Linked DNA regions of Mus musculus: region 1 is linked to region 2. A link is a loop called in an ENCODE intact Hi-C map of the cell type or tissue named here. Cell type or tissue: heart. All regions are shown on one strand.

Region 1 (8,000 bases), 130 kb after region 2:
AGCTCCGCCTTCTGAGTGTTTGGATTAATGGCTGTCCTACTTAGGGTTATTGTTGCTGTGATGAAACACCATGACCAAAATCATATTGGAGAGGAAAGGGTTTATTTGGCTTATACTTCACATTGTGGTTCATCATTGAAGGAAGTTGGAACAGGAACTCAAGCAGGGCTGGAATGGAATCTTTTTTTTTTTTTTTTTTTTTTTTTTTTTTTTGGTTTTTTTTCGAGATAGGGTTTCTCTGTATAGCCCTGGCTGTCCTGGAGCTCACTTTGTAGACCAGGCTGGCCTTGAACTCAGAAATCCGCCTGCCTCTGCCTCCCGAGTGCTGGGATTAAAGGCGTGCGCCACCACGCCCGGCACAGGGCTGGAATCTGGAAGCAGAAACTGACTGATGCAGAGGCCATGGGGAGGTGCCATGATCTTCATGGCTTGCTCAGCTTACTTTCTTATAGAACCCAGGACCACCTGCCCAGGGATGGCACCACCCACAGTAGGCTGGGGCCTCCCAACCACTAAGCAAATGCTCTACAGCCTGATCTTAGTCATTTTATCATTTTCTCAATTGACATTTACTTGGTTCAGATGGGGGGAGGGGTGTGTGCCCACGACAGAGTCTGGTACCAAGGGCAGAGTTAACTTCTGTCAAGTTGACATCAAACTAGCCAACACAAAGACCATAATTTTGGGTTCTTGAAATGGATCTTAGTGCCAGCAGATCATCCAACTTTATTTATTTTATGTGTGTAGGTGTCTTTCTACATGTATATCTGTGCAGCATGTTCATGCAGTGCCTGTAGAACCCAGAAGAAGGCAACGAATCACCTGTTACAACCTGACAGTTGTAAGCTGCCATATGGGTGCTAGGAATTGAACCAGGGTCCTATGGAAAAGCAACCCGTGCTCTTAATCACTGAGCCATCTTAACAGCCCCAGATCACCAAGCGTCTATTATTTATTCCTGAGATCGTCAGATGTTAAAAAAAAAAAAAAAGTATTCAGTGTAAGAATTGTCAGTTGTTTGTTTTCTATCTACTCGGCCTCCTCGAACAAATTGCCCGAAGGCAGTAACTCTTCTTGCTTTCCCAGAGAGTTGCTTTATGAAAGCTGACAATAGTAACAAAGCTGAAATAGAAAGTGTTTTCTAGGCAGCAGATGAGCAAATGCGAGTTAGTGCGTGTGTGCTCAGCCCTACTTCCCTGTAAAGGAAGACTATAAGCAGGGCAAGACTAGGGTCTTTTCCTTCAGGAGCTAGTAGCCTGTTTGTCTTCCCTGGGTAGCAGTATAAAGAAATGGTGAGGGTTGTTGAATAGGTAGGGCTTGCTGGAGTGTCCCACCTCTCTTGCCCAGGACTGGAAGCACTCCAAGAGGCCATGCAATAATAGTTCATTACCCTGGTGTTTGCGCTCCTTTTCCTCAGATGAAACCAGGAGAAACTCGAAGGTGCACGACACAGGGTACAGCGGAGGGTCCTCTTCAGTTGGGTCCTTGAAGAACACAAACCTCGCTCCACCTCACCATCTGCTCATCTGCTTACTTTTCAGCCTGAGTGGCGTCTCATGGGGGCGGAACAGAGCGTAGTGCCAAGGGCGGAGCCCTATGGACTCCAGGACCCCAAACCAGCTCTTCCAGAGCCCCGCCTCCCAACAACCAGCCCCGCCCCTTCCAGTAGACCCCGCCCACTACCCCGCTCCCTCCGGGAGCGGACTGGGGCTCTTATTGCCTACGCCGGTTCGGGAGCCTCCACGCGGAGAGGCTCCCGCCGCCTAGAGCTGCGGCCTCCGCATGGCATGGAGGAACCGCTCTCACCCCCACCGGAGTCCGGGCTGCTCTCGCCGCTGCTGCAGGGAGGTGGAGCGGCTGCCGCTCCAGAGCCCGGAGCCCGGCAACACCCGGGACATGAGACCGCGGCGCAGCGGTACAGCGCCCGCCTGCTGCAGGCCGGCTACGAGCCGGAGAGGTGACGCCCAGGGCAAGGCGCGCGGGCGCATCCGGGGCGGGCGGCAGAGAAGGGCGCGGCAACGCCGGGAGACCGGGTAGCGCTGCGGGGGAGGCCAGAGGCAGGTCCCCTCTACTGCCATTGCACTTCCCCAGACGCAGTTAGACTGTCATACACCTGACTCTTGGCTGGCGGATGCAGGCGGGCACTGTGCAAACAGTTCAGTGCCGCGTTACTCCGGGGAGCTGGAGAGAGGGCGCAGGTTGTAATATCGCTCCCTAACATTTTATCTAAGATCCGACCTATACTACACACTCAGCGACGCTTGGTACAAGTGGCTCCGACCTCTGGGGTACAAAAAGTGCTTGTTGGAGTCCCGGTCCAACGGCGCTTTCTCCTCAGCTTTCTTCTTCCTAGAATGTATTCAATAGGTGTGGGTGTCCGGATTGAGTGTCTCCCTAGGACTAGGGGAAGGTACTTGCACTTTCTCACCAGGCACTGAGATCCAGTGAGGCGGCTGCTGTTCACTCCTTGGAAAGACTTGTACCCCAATGCAGGGGGTCTGAAAGGCAATGAATGAGGGTCCCTGGAGAAAGAGTTGGGGCAGTGAACTGGGCCTCAAGGGAACGAGCTGAAAAAAGAGACAGCGGCTAATCTCTGGATTGTATCGCAGTTTGAAATGCAATCCTACTGTCCTTCCGGTCCAGGGGATTTGGACTTCTTTCTCTACCCCATCTGCTGGTGCTCAGCAGCTTGGGGAGGTGATCTGGCAGCTGGGTTTTGAGGGGAGGGTGGTCTGGGGAATTAGCCAGGTAGTTCTTCTGCCCAGGGTTTGGCCGCTTATGTAAGAACTTTTAACGGCTTTTGGGGCTACGAAGCCCAGCCCCTCCTGCCGTTGCTGGCTGTCTCTTTAGAACTGACTTAGGCTTAAGCAACCTGCCATCCGTTTTTCTATAATAGAAATCTAGTTTGGAGGGCTTGGGGTTTTAGAGAGGTGCCACTATATGGGAGGAAGCGGGCCACGGTACTTGTGAGCTCGAAGGAAACTAGGACTGTAGAATCTCAGAGTTCAGGCAGGTGCATCTCTTTTTCAGATGTACTGCTGCATCAAAGGGACAGTGCCAACCCCACACTTCCCGCCCCCCACTTAGGCTCAGAATGGCCTGTGTAAACTTGGACCCCAGCCAGGCCAGTATAAAATCCAAAACCTGCCAGCTAAGACCTCTATCTGCCTCCACCAACCTGAATGAAGGTGTAGGAAAAGGCAAGGGTTCTCTGAGAAGCCCTAGGCTTCAGTCCAGCAGCATTACTGGTCTCTCTGGCTTGAACTTGGGTGAGCCCTGCCTATTTATCCCGGCATAACAATGCTAATGTTGTCTTTACCTTTTCCCCCCTAAAAGTGTTGTTTTGAAATCTTGTTCCTCTAAACAACCTCAGATCAGATAGAGTCCTCTGGACTGCTTGCCTGAACTTTAGTGCCCTGGTGGACACTATTCCCCTATTCCCCTGAGCAGCTGCCTTAGGCCTGCCCCCTGCCCTTGAAGCTGTGAGGAGGGGAGTCTCAGGGGACCAGCTGCCCTTCCTTGCGTTAAAGAGGCCCACTGGTTGCCTGGTGTCTCCTCCCTGTGGAGGAAGCAGCTGGGGAATTGCAGGAAGAGGGAGGGGGGAAGCCAGGGGGATGGATTAAGTCTCTAGAAAAGGACAGCCTAACCCAGCCTTGAGCCCAGCAGCTTAGAGTAATAAAGAGCTCTGACATAGGTCAAAGCAGGAGGGAGAATGGGGCCCTGAAGTCTGTAATCACTGGGAAGGTGACCCTCCCCATAGCTGCCAGTCTCCTCTCTTGGGACCCAAAGTCCTAGGCTGGGGCAGATGACACATTAAAGTTACCTGAGGTGATGGGTTCTAGCTGTTCTGGGCACCACCAGCCTTGGCTGAACCCTGAACCAGAGCCAGTCTTGACTCATGATGTAGGGAATAGTGACCCAGAGTAGGCTCCTTAGAAACCCAGAGAGACCACTGGGACAGGCCATGCTCAGAGCCTATGATTGATATGGTGGCTATTTCTTCTGTGTCTAGGAAGGGTGGTTCAGAATAACCAGGGTGTGTCTTCTGGCTAGTCTCACTGTTCTGACTATAAGTAACAAGCAAGAGGTTCTAGTGCTGGCTCCCCGTATGGCCTGGGCTTCTAGAATGAAGCCCTGAGTGCTGGAGAACCCGAGAGGATCCCTGGCAAGCAGATACCAATCCCTGCTTTGCCAAGGACTCGGACACTCTCCTCTCCTTTCCCATGCTCCAGGGTCTTCGGGGCTTACACCAGGCCCTATCCTTTGGGCTCCACTGGTGCCCACCTCCCAAGAGCCAAGAAGACATCTGTAAATCCTCTGTAATACTGAGCTCCATGGGAGACTCGCCTTTCCCTTTGCACATGCATGGAACAGCCTCTGTTTTCCTGGCAGGGTCCCGGGGGTACCATTGGGGAGGTTGGGCACCCCAGAGAGCCTGGTGGCTTGGAAGCCAAGGCTCCCCTGGGCCTGGCTGTCACCACACTGTCGAGAGGTAAACAAACCCAGCCTTCCTGGGGTGGGGAGAAAAGGAGACACAGCAGCTCTCAAGGCAGGGAGGGAGAAGAGTGTCCCCAGGACACCTAGTTTCTCCCCAAATGTGTGGGAATGTCAGGAGGGCAGGCTAGTGGCTGGGGGAGAGGGTAATGGTCTGGGATAACCCTTCTGGACACCTCCACCTTTCTCCATGTGTGAATGGGTTTGCTACCTAATCTTCTTGTCTCCCAGATTGAAATCTAGGTCTTGTTAGTTGCTCAGAACTGGCCACTTAGGTTCTCCTAAAGGGAAAAACTTTAAAATTGCCTGCTTCTGTCCTTGTTTGTATGTATACTTGTTTATGCCACTGCCCCAAACCTTTGAGTTTTCCCCAGTTTTTAACCTGACATTATTATCCCTACTCAAAACAATTGTTCTTCTTTAGACTCCTTCCTGGTCTCTAGATCTTTCAGGAGCTGAGAATGAAGGCTCTTCCCTCCCTCCACCCCCCTTCTGTGTGTGTGTGTATGTGTGTGTGTGTGTGTAGTCTGGGACTGGGAATAGCCCTTCCCCTTCTGCATCTATGCATGAGGAGGGCCAATTAATAGATTGTAGAATATATGTGTTCATTTATGAAAATTGCTTTGAAGATGGCAGATGATTCTAAGGCTTCTCAAATGTCAAGCATTGCTGAAAGAAAGAGAGAGAGAGAAAGAGAGAGAGAGAGAAATGCTTGCGCCTTAGGAATTGCGTGGGGTCCGGGCAAGAATAGTGATCCAAGGCCCATCTCCTGTGTGTTGGGGAATTTTGAGTTCAGACTGATATTTCAGAGCTCTGGGGCTTTTTATTAGAGTTGGGAGAATAATTACTGGAAAAAGGCATGACCATGTTAGAGGTACCCCTAGGGGAGGTAATGGGAGACTAAGGGGCTCAGTGGCCTAAGGAATCTAAGGGGCCCAGCCAAGTTAGGGGTGAACCCTGTAAGGTCCACTGCTGGGGTTCCGGGGAGCACGTTGAAGAGCAGCGAAGGGGGCGTGTCTACGCTTGGCTCTTTCTCTGGTCTCATATCCTGCCCGCAACCCCTGGCCTGGTCGCCAGAGTCGAGGTGCCATTGCGGGTGATCAGGGCGTGAGTGCAGCAGCGGCAGCAGGGCGAGCCGGGCAGGGCCTTTGTGCGACGAGGGGCGGAGGCAGAGATCCCCGAAGGAGGGGCTGGAGGAGAGGGCGGCGCCCGGGGCCTCCCTCCGCAGCCGCAGCCCCCGCCCCCGGCCCACAGCGGCAGCGTGGCCTCGGTGCGCGTCAGCAGCAGCAGCGGCGGCGGCGGCGGAGGCAGTGGCAGCGGGGCGGCCCGCGCGGGTGTTTATGTCGGGTCGCGGTGTCTCCCAGCAGCATGGCGGACTACCTGATCAGCGGCGGCACCGGCTACGTTCCCGAGGATGGGCTCACCGCGCAGCAGCTCTTTGCCAACGCGGATGGCCTCACCTACAAGTAAGCGCCGAGATTGCCCCTACCTGGGTGAGCACGCCGCCGCCTGGCGGCCCCTGGCCCCCGCCCCGCACGTGCACGGCTGTTCCTCGCTGACGCCCGAATGCCCTCGCCCAATAAGAGTGACTTGGGGCCAGTGGGGGCTGGGCAAGGGAAGGAAGGAGGCTCGTACCAAGAATAGAGAGGGACGTGGCATAGCGACATCACTGCCCAGGGAGCCTTGACCGATAACTGGCTAAGATCCGAGGCCAGCCTGCCCCCTGGGTGTCTTGGCCATCCTGGAGAGGCCTTGGGACATGTAGAAAGACGAGAAGTGGCTATTCTAGGGGGTCTTTAACTAGCATGATCCAGGATGTCGTCCTTCGTCAAGCCTTACCGTGAAAGCAGGGAGGTCCCAGGATCCCATCTCAGGCAGCTGGTTGAATAATAATCCCCAGGAAGGGGCCCATTTGGCAGTAGTGTGGCCCTTGTCTCTCCATATCTAGTCCAGCCCCCCTTCCACTTGTGCGGCTTCCTGCCCATAGGTTGGGACTGATGCCCTCCATGAATATTCTGTGCCAACCCTTTAAGCCCACTCCACGTGGCCTTTTGGAGAAAGGTAGAGAGTTACCTGTCTGCCTCAAGCTTAGTTTGCATTTTCCTGTGGGCCCTCAGCCAGTTCTCCCTGCAGGCCTGGCACTAGCTGTGTCTCCTGGCTGCAGGACGACATCCCTGCCAGGAAGGAGCATCAGAACCCTTGATTAGGGCAGAGTAGCTGCTAGAGAGTCAATAGCATCTGTGGCCTGTCACCTGTCATCTCTACCCTGGCTCATAAATTGTCCTGTTTGTCGGTCAGCTTTCCTGTTGCTCTGAGGAGGGCGCCCTCCTGCCGGCCCACGGGTGAAGGGTGATTTTTATCTAGAGAATGCCAACGGCCCCAGACTCTGGTGTTTCTTCTCTGGCCTCTAAGTGAACCACAGAAGGAAATAGGCTGCCAGGGGAGGTCAAGGTGGGGTAAAAGTTCTTTGCTCCTTGGTGGTCTTTGATGACTAAAAAGGGGCTCTATCTTTTTTTTTTTTTTTTTTTTTTTTTGGTTTTTCGAGACAGGGTTTCTCTGTGTAGCCCTGGCTGTCCTGGAACTCACTCTGTAGACCAGGCTGGCCTGGAACTCAGAAATCCGCCTGCCTCTGTCTCCCAAGTGCTGGGATTAAAGGCGTGTGCCACCACACCCAGCTTAGGGCTCTATCTTTGATAGGAGTTTTACTGTACTCCTAGGGAAGTTTGAAGGGGAACCATTAAAATTTCTTTTAGGCCTGGTGGCGAGTTAGTCACAGCACTCCTATCTGCCCTGTGGCTTTTGTTTCCTGCATGAGAAGTGCCTCCTGCTTTGCCTAGCTGGGCTCAGAGTGTATTTGAACTTGGGTCGTTTGCTTCTGAGTGTGTCCATCTAGGCTCACTGTGACTTCAGGTAGACTGTGCCCGTAGCATCCCTGGCCTGTGGCAGTGTATACCTAGAAGTACCACGTAGGCCTGCTCTTTCTTCCTAGGCTCCACTTGACTGTTCACCTCACTCACGTTGACAGCTGCTATGCTCTGGCAGGTCCTAATTGTTAGGACTTCTGGCTGTCCTTCCCATGTATGTTGGTCGCTCCTGCCCCAGTGCCTGCTCTGTCAGAACATGTCCTGAGCTCAGGTCTCTGGGGTCCCTCCAGCTGCTTTGAACCTTGTGTGACTCAGCAGCCCCAGCCTTGTGCCGTGCTGGGTTGTGCTTGGGTCATGTTGCATTGCAAACTTACTTTCAGATTCTGTGTTTTCTTCTTTCTCTTGCAGTGCTGGGAATCAAACCTAGAACCTTGTACACAATAGGCAAATGCTTTATTACTAAGTTCCATCCTTACCCGGATTCTCTTGTTCTGCTACTATTTTGTTCTTCTGAAACAGGGTCTTGTAGCACAAACTGGCTTCAACCCCAATCCTTCTGTCTCTACCTCCCTAAGTACTGGGATTATAGAGATGAGCCCCTCCCCTGCAGTGTAGCTTCTGTTTTTTTGTGTTGAGTTATTC
Region 2 (8,000 bases):
TTGATCAAAGACCCATTGCTCAATGCTAGCAAGTGGGAGAAATGGGTGTGGTGGTAAAATTCCAGTTTTCTGAGTTAGGATACCCAGCAGAAAGGCACTTCTCCACCCTGGAGCAGAGGACTCTGTGCTTAAAAGTCTACTTTATTTAATGGAAACCAAGGGTAATAACTTGATAGTATTATCTTAACTATACTGAGACTTGGGATGTAAAATCTAGAAATAAAGGTGACCTTGTTACTGGCATTCTTCAAGTGCAGCCGTTAGTAGAAGAACCACTGATAGACTGTCACACACAAGTCAAATCATTCCACTCTCCATCTCTTAAAAGGCATGTTAATGACAAATCATTTCACACTTGTCTAGTGCAGTCAATTTACTCTAGTTTACCAATACATTCTAATCAATCAAGTGGAAGAAATACAAGAGGGCTGAGTATCATCAGTTCTACAACCAAAGCAATTAAGTACAAACTAAAAATCTCTAGCCATACAATCAACTTACTTATGGGGCTGGAGGGAAGGGTCAGTGTTTAAGTGAATTGACTGCTCTTCCAGAGGCTCTGGCTTCCATTCTCAGTACCCACAAGGTGGCTAACAACTATCTGGAAGTCCAGTTCCAGAAGAAATTATGCCCTCTTCTGTCCTCTTTAGGAACTGCAATATATGGTGCACAGACATATGCAGGCAAAATACCCATAAATATAAAATAAAAACAAATCTCAAACAATGACACCTCAAGAAAAAAAAAACTACAAGAAAAAGGTTCTAGAACTTGTGTGTGTAGGAAAGGTTCTCTGAGATGAAATTTTAGTATATGACTCACTGGCCAACTTAATCTATCAAAACATCAGGGATAAAAAAGCTGTGGTGTCTAGTATTGGATTCTACTGTATATTTATGTTTAATATGCATAAAAGAATGTGTAATTATTTTAGCCCAATCTTCCTTCAGTGTCAGAAGCCTAAATCATTTTAATATCTTAGGGGGAGAAAAGCAATCTAACAAGATCTTGGATGAAAAGACCTAGCTACCATGGTTGATAACGCCAGTTGGAAGAAGTTTGTACTGATTTTCTTCTCTTCTTTCTTTCTTTCTTCCTTCCTTCCTCCTTTTTTTTTCTTTTTCTTCGAGACAGGGCTTCTCTGTGTAGCCCTGGCTGTCCTGGAACTCACTTTATAGACCAGGCTGGCTTCAAACTCAGAAATCCACCTGCCTCTGCCCCCCCCCCCCCCCCAGTGCTGGGATTAAAGGCGTGTGCCACCACTGCCCAGCTGTACTGATTTTCTTGAAACTCATTTGTATTACTCCACAATAATGACCACAAGCTATGCTGTTTTATGTATGTGTGTGTGCATGTACATGCATGTGGGCATATGTGGGCTTAGGTCTGAGAACAACTCTCACCTTGCACCATTTACGTCCTGAATCTGAAATCCAGGCTGTCAAGCTTGGCAGCAAACACCCTCAGTGGCTAAGACATTTCCCTTTCCCGGGTTTGTGTGGGTGGAGTGGAGTGGAGGCAGAGGGTCTCACTGAGGCTCATACTGGCCCAGAACTCCATATGCTGCTTAGTGACCTCTGGCTTGAGGCAATTCTCCCAATTGGGCTTTCTAAAAGCTAGCATTCCAGGCACGAGCCACCACACCCACCAGATTCTGCAGTTCTGAAACAATTGCTACATAAGTTAAATAAATTATCTCCCTAGGGCTGGAGAGATGGCTCAGCAGTTAAAAGCACTGACTGCTGCTCTTCCAAAGGTCCTGAGTTCAATTCCCAGCAACCACATGGTGGCTCACAATCATCTGTAATGGGATCCAATGCCCTCTTCTGGTGTGTCTGAAGGCAGCTACAGTGTATTCATGTACATAAAATAAATAAAAATTTAAAAAAAAAGTCTCTCTATAGCTCCCAAGCTAAAGTCTTGTACTTTTTAGAAACCAACACATTTTATTGGATCAATTGGGGGATATGTGGCAGCAATTTGGCTTTGATGTGCTTTCCAACTTCCAATTCTATTACTGGATCTGGCCCAAAGCCAGGTATAGGCAAATATGTGATTTTAGGGGCTTGCAAGATGATTCAGCCAGTAAAGGCATTTGCCACCCAACTTAACAACTTGAGTTGGACCCAAGGATCTATATGGTGGAACGTGAGAATGAGCTTTCTTTCACGAGCCATCTCTCTGACTTCCACAAGCATGCCAAGGTAGGGTTTACCTGTCCCCATACATAAATATTATTCCATCTGTTTAATTCTAATGTGTTACAGCCTAACGGCATTTATATTTAAAGTTCATAGAAAAGCTGGGTGTGGTGGTGCATCCCTTTAATCTTCTCAGTATACAGGAGGTAGAGATGGGCTGATCTCCTGTGAGTTTGGGGCCAGTCTGCTCTATATAATGAGTTCCAGGTCAGCCAAGGATACCAGTGAGACTTTCTCACATGCAAAACAACATCAAAGCCACAGAGGAAAAAAACCAAGTTTATATAGAAAGAATCCAGGATCCTTTTTTTTTTTTTGGTTTTTCGAGACAGAGTTTCTCTGTGTAGCCCTGGCTGTGCTGGAACTCACTCTGTAGACCAGGCTGGCCTCGAACTCAGAGATTCGCCTGCTTCTGCCTCCCAAGTGCTGGGGATTAAAGGCGTGCACCACCACGCCCAGAGAGAATCCAGGATTATTATTATTATTATTTTTTTTTTTTTTTTTTTTTTTTTGGGTTTTTGAGACAGGGTTTCTCTGTATAGCCCTGGCTGTCCTGGAACTCACTCTGTAGACCAGGCTGGCCTCGAACTTAGAAAGAATCCAGGATCTTAATCAAGCATTTCCCATGACTATTCCTGGCTATTCCGGAAACATCCCTGGCACATCTATGTTACAAAAAAAAATTAAGCTAATACTAACATATTAGTCTCCTGTACTGAAGCAATGATATAACACATCAATTAACATATCACTATATGAATGGCGCCCAACCATGATTGAGAATGACATTGAGAAGAATACACACATACTTTATATTTTTTATGAGCTCATGATTCCTTTTGAATCTTCAAAATATCCTGTTGGAGACCCCTGAAACACTGCCAAACTCATAGTCGGACCAGACAGACATAGTAATAGTAATAGGTATCTTACACACAAGTAATAGGTTCTCTCTGGTCCCACATTTGGACAGAAGAACACAAGTTCTTTAGCAGTGACTATTGCTCGATACTTAAATCTAACTGAATGAGGTCAAATATATACTTCTCCTGGGTCAGCTTTCAGGTATAGCAAAGAATAATTATCAGCCACTCCAGGTCACTCTACCTTCATGTTAAATTAAACTGGAGCGCTATCATTCCCAACTTATTAATGCTGACTTGATGGTTCATGACAGGAAGTGAATGCAATTCTTAAAAAACCCTGTTCCAAGGCTTTGAACGCTTAGGAATTTCGATCAAAGAACCAAAAGTCTTAGCAGATCCACTGATCTTTCCCACTCATGCAAAAGGAACTTTACAAAATGCAAACCACTCTTAATTACAGCAACTATCGCGAATTAAAATTAAGCTCACTTCTGTATACAGCATATCAAAAATCAGAACACTTGGGAATGACAAGCAAAAAACCCGTGATTACTTAAAGGTAATTAACTCCCTAATTAACACGTGAAAACTATTTCCATTAATGACAATATCCAGCCAAACATAGAAAACTGCGACGTTCTTTTCTAATTAACAAGAAGTTTTAAAAATAATGACATTATGTTTTCAATCGTTTTGTTCTCCATGTTCCTACACCCTGTAAGACAGCTAACACTTTCTTTCTTGGCACTTGCAACTCAATTCTCGGGATGTGGCCTTGGGGCGGGGTGGCAGCTCCCAAGAGTCCGGCGAGGTGGCAGGGAGCGGATACTAAAACTCTCTACCCAATTCTCTCCGACCTTCAGGAAACAAACAAAAGTGACCCTCTAGTCCCAGGGACACTGAGTGGAGGAACCCGGGGAGGAGATCAAGGACGCGCGAAACCAGGCACAAAAACGGTGCCCAGGAGGGCGCAGGGCCCGGGAGCTACAACCCTTTCCGCAGAGCTGCGGGACAGCAAGTCGGGGACCGCACTCTGAGGGCCAGAGTGGAGCCTCGGGCCCATCCCGGTGCACTGAGACCGGAGTGAGGACACCCACTACGAATGGGGAACAGGGCCGACGGACAGAATAAGAGCGAACCAGGACCCACCCAGCACCACAGAACTTACCTTTCCCGGGAGCTCCACGCCGCAGGATACCGTGGCTGCGGCTCACCCAGGGAGTGAGCTCCCGCGCACAAGCACCGCCCAACCGGAAGTGGTTAATGGCCCCGCCCCCATCCGACTTGTCGGGGGTCTTCACACCAATCCCCGGCACGATCACTGCTGACGTATGGCTTCTTCGTACGGCCATTGGTCTCACAATCGCGTGGCCGGGATTGGCTGGAAATCGCCACGTCCCCGCGAGCGCGCCGAGTTGCGTGGACCGGATTCCCGCCCAGCTCGGGTTGCCCAGCCCGTGGGGACTCTGAGTCCCAGCTCCTTGCTCTTGGGTGTGTGGGCGCGGCTCGCTGACCTTGGCCCACTGACCGCAACGACCTCATTTACGGCAGGCAACCCTGATTCCCTAGGCTTCTAGTGTAATTCCGATGGCTTTCTTCCTGCCTCCAAGCCCCTGGGGCCGGAATAGTCCCGCTGTAACGTCACCACCCACTGCGAATGAGCCCAACTTCTGGCTCTAGAGTCAGATCTACTGAGCAGCTCTCCGCCCCGCCAACACGCACCTTTCAGCTTCGATTCTCACCCACCATGCTCTTTCGCATCTCTGCCTAAACCATCATGATCCCGGCCTCCCCTAACAGCCTTACAGCCTTACATTTTACACCCATGTGGTCTTTGTCCACAAAGCGGCTTCCTCTGCCTGAAGTATGTTTTCTCGATTTTTCAGCTACTGAAAGCCATCAGTCATGAAACAGGTTGTCATCCTGGAATGTCTTAGGGGAAGCTGTAGTCGTGAAGTTGCCAGTGCTCAGTTAAGGTGTTAGTTTTAGGAATCTTTCCTGGTCAGTAAACAGATAATACGCATGTGCTTTCCTGGCAGTTTGCATTTTCAGTACGCAGCCAGATATTGTTTAATAACGGTGCTTGTCCTTATGTCTTCGATTAGACCAAGTGCCAAAATAAGATCTGCCTGACTTACACATCAGGAGCTCCCAGCTTACAGCCCAGGTCCAAGGAAATTCTCAGCAATACTAAGTGAACTGAATAGAAGAAACTGAATGGAAGAAACCCGTTGCGTTGAAGGCCCCTGATTTAAAAGAAACATAGGAAATTAGCAATTTGTTTTTTTGTTTGTTTGTTTGGAGGGGCGGGGGACAGGAGAGTTTGAACCCAGACTCTGTGCAGGATTCTAGTTGTCCATTCTACCACTGAACTATATAACCTTAGTAAACCCATCACCTACTCAATGCCATGAAATTAAAACATGTATTCATTGAGAGCTACTTTATTTTCTTTCTTTTTTTTAAAGATTTATTTATTATTATATGTAAATACACTGTAGCTGTCTTCAGACACTCCAGAAGAGGGAGTCAGATCTTGTTATGGATGATTGTGAGCCACCATGTGGTTGCTGGGATTTGAACTCTGGACCTTCGGAAGAGCAGTCGGGTGCTCTTACCCACTGAGCCATCTCACCAGCCTGAGAGCTACTTTATTTTCAACATGTATGAAATGAATAGCAAAGCCTCTAGAATTTAAGTCCAGTCAAAACAAAGACTAAGTTCATGAAAGACAATAAAGCAAATCAGTTTGCCCTAAGACAAGGAAAGTGTGCAATTACTGTTTGGAACATCCAAACCACCAACTCAAAATACAACTCTCATCTCAAAGAAAGTTTATTATGGAGCCAAATGTGAGTGACCATGACTAGGAACCCAGATTTCATGTACCAATGTAGTAACAGTTTGATGAAGTTTTTATAGTAATAGAACAAAGAAAATTACTTTTCAATTACGTTGATGGAAACATCAGAGAATGGGTTATAGCAAAGTGAAAAAAAACCTTCCGTATAACCCTCAGATAAATTATCTGATGATGCGCTTAGCTCTTGAGTTGTGAAAGCTAGTGGTCTGCTAAGCCATACATTCCAAAGGAAATTAGTGTTTTGTTTCTACAGTCCACATGACTTGCCTAATAAAGCTGTTAGGTCAGTTACAGAGAAGTAAAAGGTTCTTAAATAAATCGATATTAAGAAGGTTAAATATGTTCCAAAATAATTTGGCTATGTACTAGCAATGTTCTGACTTCACCACATCACTGAGGGTCTAATCAGCCAGTAAGACTTGAGGAAGGTTCAGTTTGAAAGTGCAGCTGCTTTCTTTGCACCCTCATCCACTGTTTCCCTGTTGACCAAGCACTGTATTTTGTGCATGGTGCAGGGACACATAGTACTTACTGAATATTATTAATGCTCCATGTTGCTAGGAAACACTTCCTAGCATCTGGTGTAGATGAGGCTGAGTAGTAGGCAGAGGGCAATCTTCAAGAGAGGGAAATAGCCTGTTAAAGCTGTTAAGACGACAACTTCTGGATCATATCATTAAAATCTACTGGCCATTATAGTCCAGATCTATTTTTAAGTCCTCTGTATTTGTCGCAATGTGACATATATTAAGAGTAACACACACACACACACACACACACACACACACACACACACACTAATCAAGAACATTGTCTGGCCCAGTGGCATAAAAGTAGCTAGTGAAGGAAATGGGCATTTAAACAAGCAAAAATTAAAAACAAAAAACCAACCAACTCTAGATTGACTGTATATTTATCCCTGTGTTTACAGTTACTTGTATTCTGTGAACCATATTATTTATAATTGGAGTTTTAAAACAAATCTATTATATTTTTAATTGTTTGTTTTGGTTCTGGCCAGCTTGATTTCATAACCATAATTTCGATTATATATAGTGGCTAACTCTAACTCTAGGAAAGACTGATCATCAACATTTAATTTATCATAGCTCTTATCTGGCTATTGGCCAGATCTGTTGTATTATATTGGTATTAAACCAGATTTAGTCGGGGAACGTAAATAGAAAGCCACATCGTAAAATAAATTAGATAACAATATAATATTCCTATAAATTTTCTCTTAATAAGATTATATGTTTTATGTACAAAATATTAACAACAGTGATAGATGTAGCACAATAGTAAAATGAAGGCCCTGGGTTCAATGTTAAGCCTACTCCCATTCCCCCAAAAGAAGTCAGAATATTAAGATCTTTGTAGGCATAACTAAATCTTACTTTTTATTTTAATGGCAGAAATGGAAATGAGACTCTATAAGTAGTCGCTGTAGTTTTGTCTATTTCCTTTTTATTAGAAAAATATAAATATCATTTAATTTAAAAAGCCCAGCTTATTGTAATGTAGCATACTTTAGACACTCATTTAATGAAGAGACTTCAGCACTTAAGGCATAAACTTAAAGGATGTTGTAGTTATTAGAGGTGTATGTCTTCTGTATAAATGAATGGAAAGAGTTAACCACATCTTCAATTGCCTCTAGCTAAAGTAAATGGAGGTAAAGTTACTTTGTTCAACGTCTAAGCATATTATAGCCTTTTACAGAGTTTAATTGGTTGGACTCAGTTAATTTTCTGCAAGAAGAAATGCTCTTAACCACCAAGCCAGCTCTCCAGCCCACACTTGATTTTTTTTTAAACATGAAAACTAGTTTTGAGTAAGGTGGGGATTCAAATAAACAAATACAAAAAGATTAATAATGATTTTGTAAGTTCACTAAAACCAAAATTAACACTATTTATTATTTAGTTGTATACCAAGCAAAATATTAAGTATCATAGACAATTTCTGAAAATACCTAATTATAAAGGGATTTAAGAAACAAAAAGAGAAAAGTTACTTAAGATAGATACTCAATTGTCAATGGACTTGAAGAGGAGGGTTATCCAGCGG

What was found. Hi-C counts contacts between places; a loop is a spot of excess contacts. Peaks named below come from ENCODE experiments on the same cell type or tissue, not always from the same donor. Only the 100,000 strongest peaks of a DNase experiment are listed, where the experiment ranks them.
Region 1: it touches region 2 in a loop (2.5-fold over the local background); 3 of 42 quality-filtered maps call a loop at or near these places.

The regions. Positions count from the first base shown.
Region 1 is chr6:29,210,029-29,218,028 of GRCm38, reverse strand. Impdh1 (inosine monophosphate dehydrogenase 1) reads left to right here and starts at 1,665. Exons shown (of 15, transcript NM_001302933.1): 1 at 1,665-1,957; 2 at 5,859-5,960. The coding sequence starts at 1,788. In heart, CTCF peaks have their summits at 3,423 and 6,012 (motif pointing left); DNase peaks (open chromatin) are centred at 1,658, 1,958, 3,518, 5,898 and 2 weaker places; H3K4me3 peaks cover 3,790 bases; H3K27ac peaks cover 2,514 bases; H3K27me3 peaks cover 1,414 bases.
Region 2 is chr6:29,344,444-29,352,443 of GRCm38, reverse strand. It overlaps Calu (calumenin), which reads right to left and starts at 4,338. Exons shown (of 7, transcript NM_007594.4): 1 at 4,236-4,338. In heart, a CTCF peak has its summit at 640 (motif pointing left); a DNase peak (open chromatin) is centred at 4,393; H3K4me3 peaks cover 2,715 bases; H3K27ac peaks cover 2,139 bases.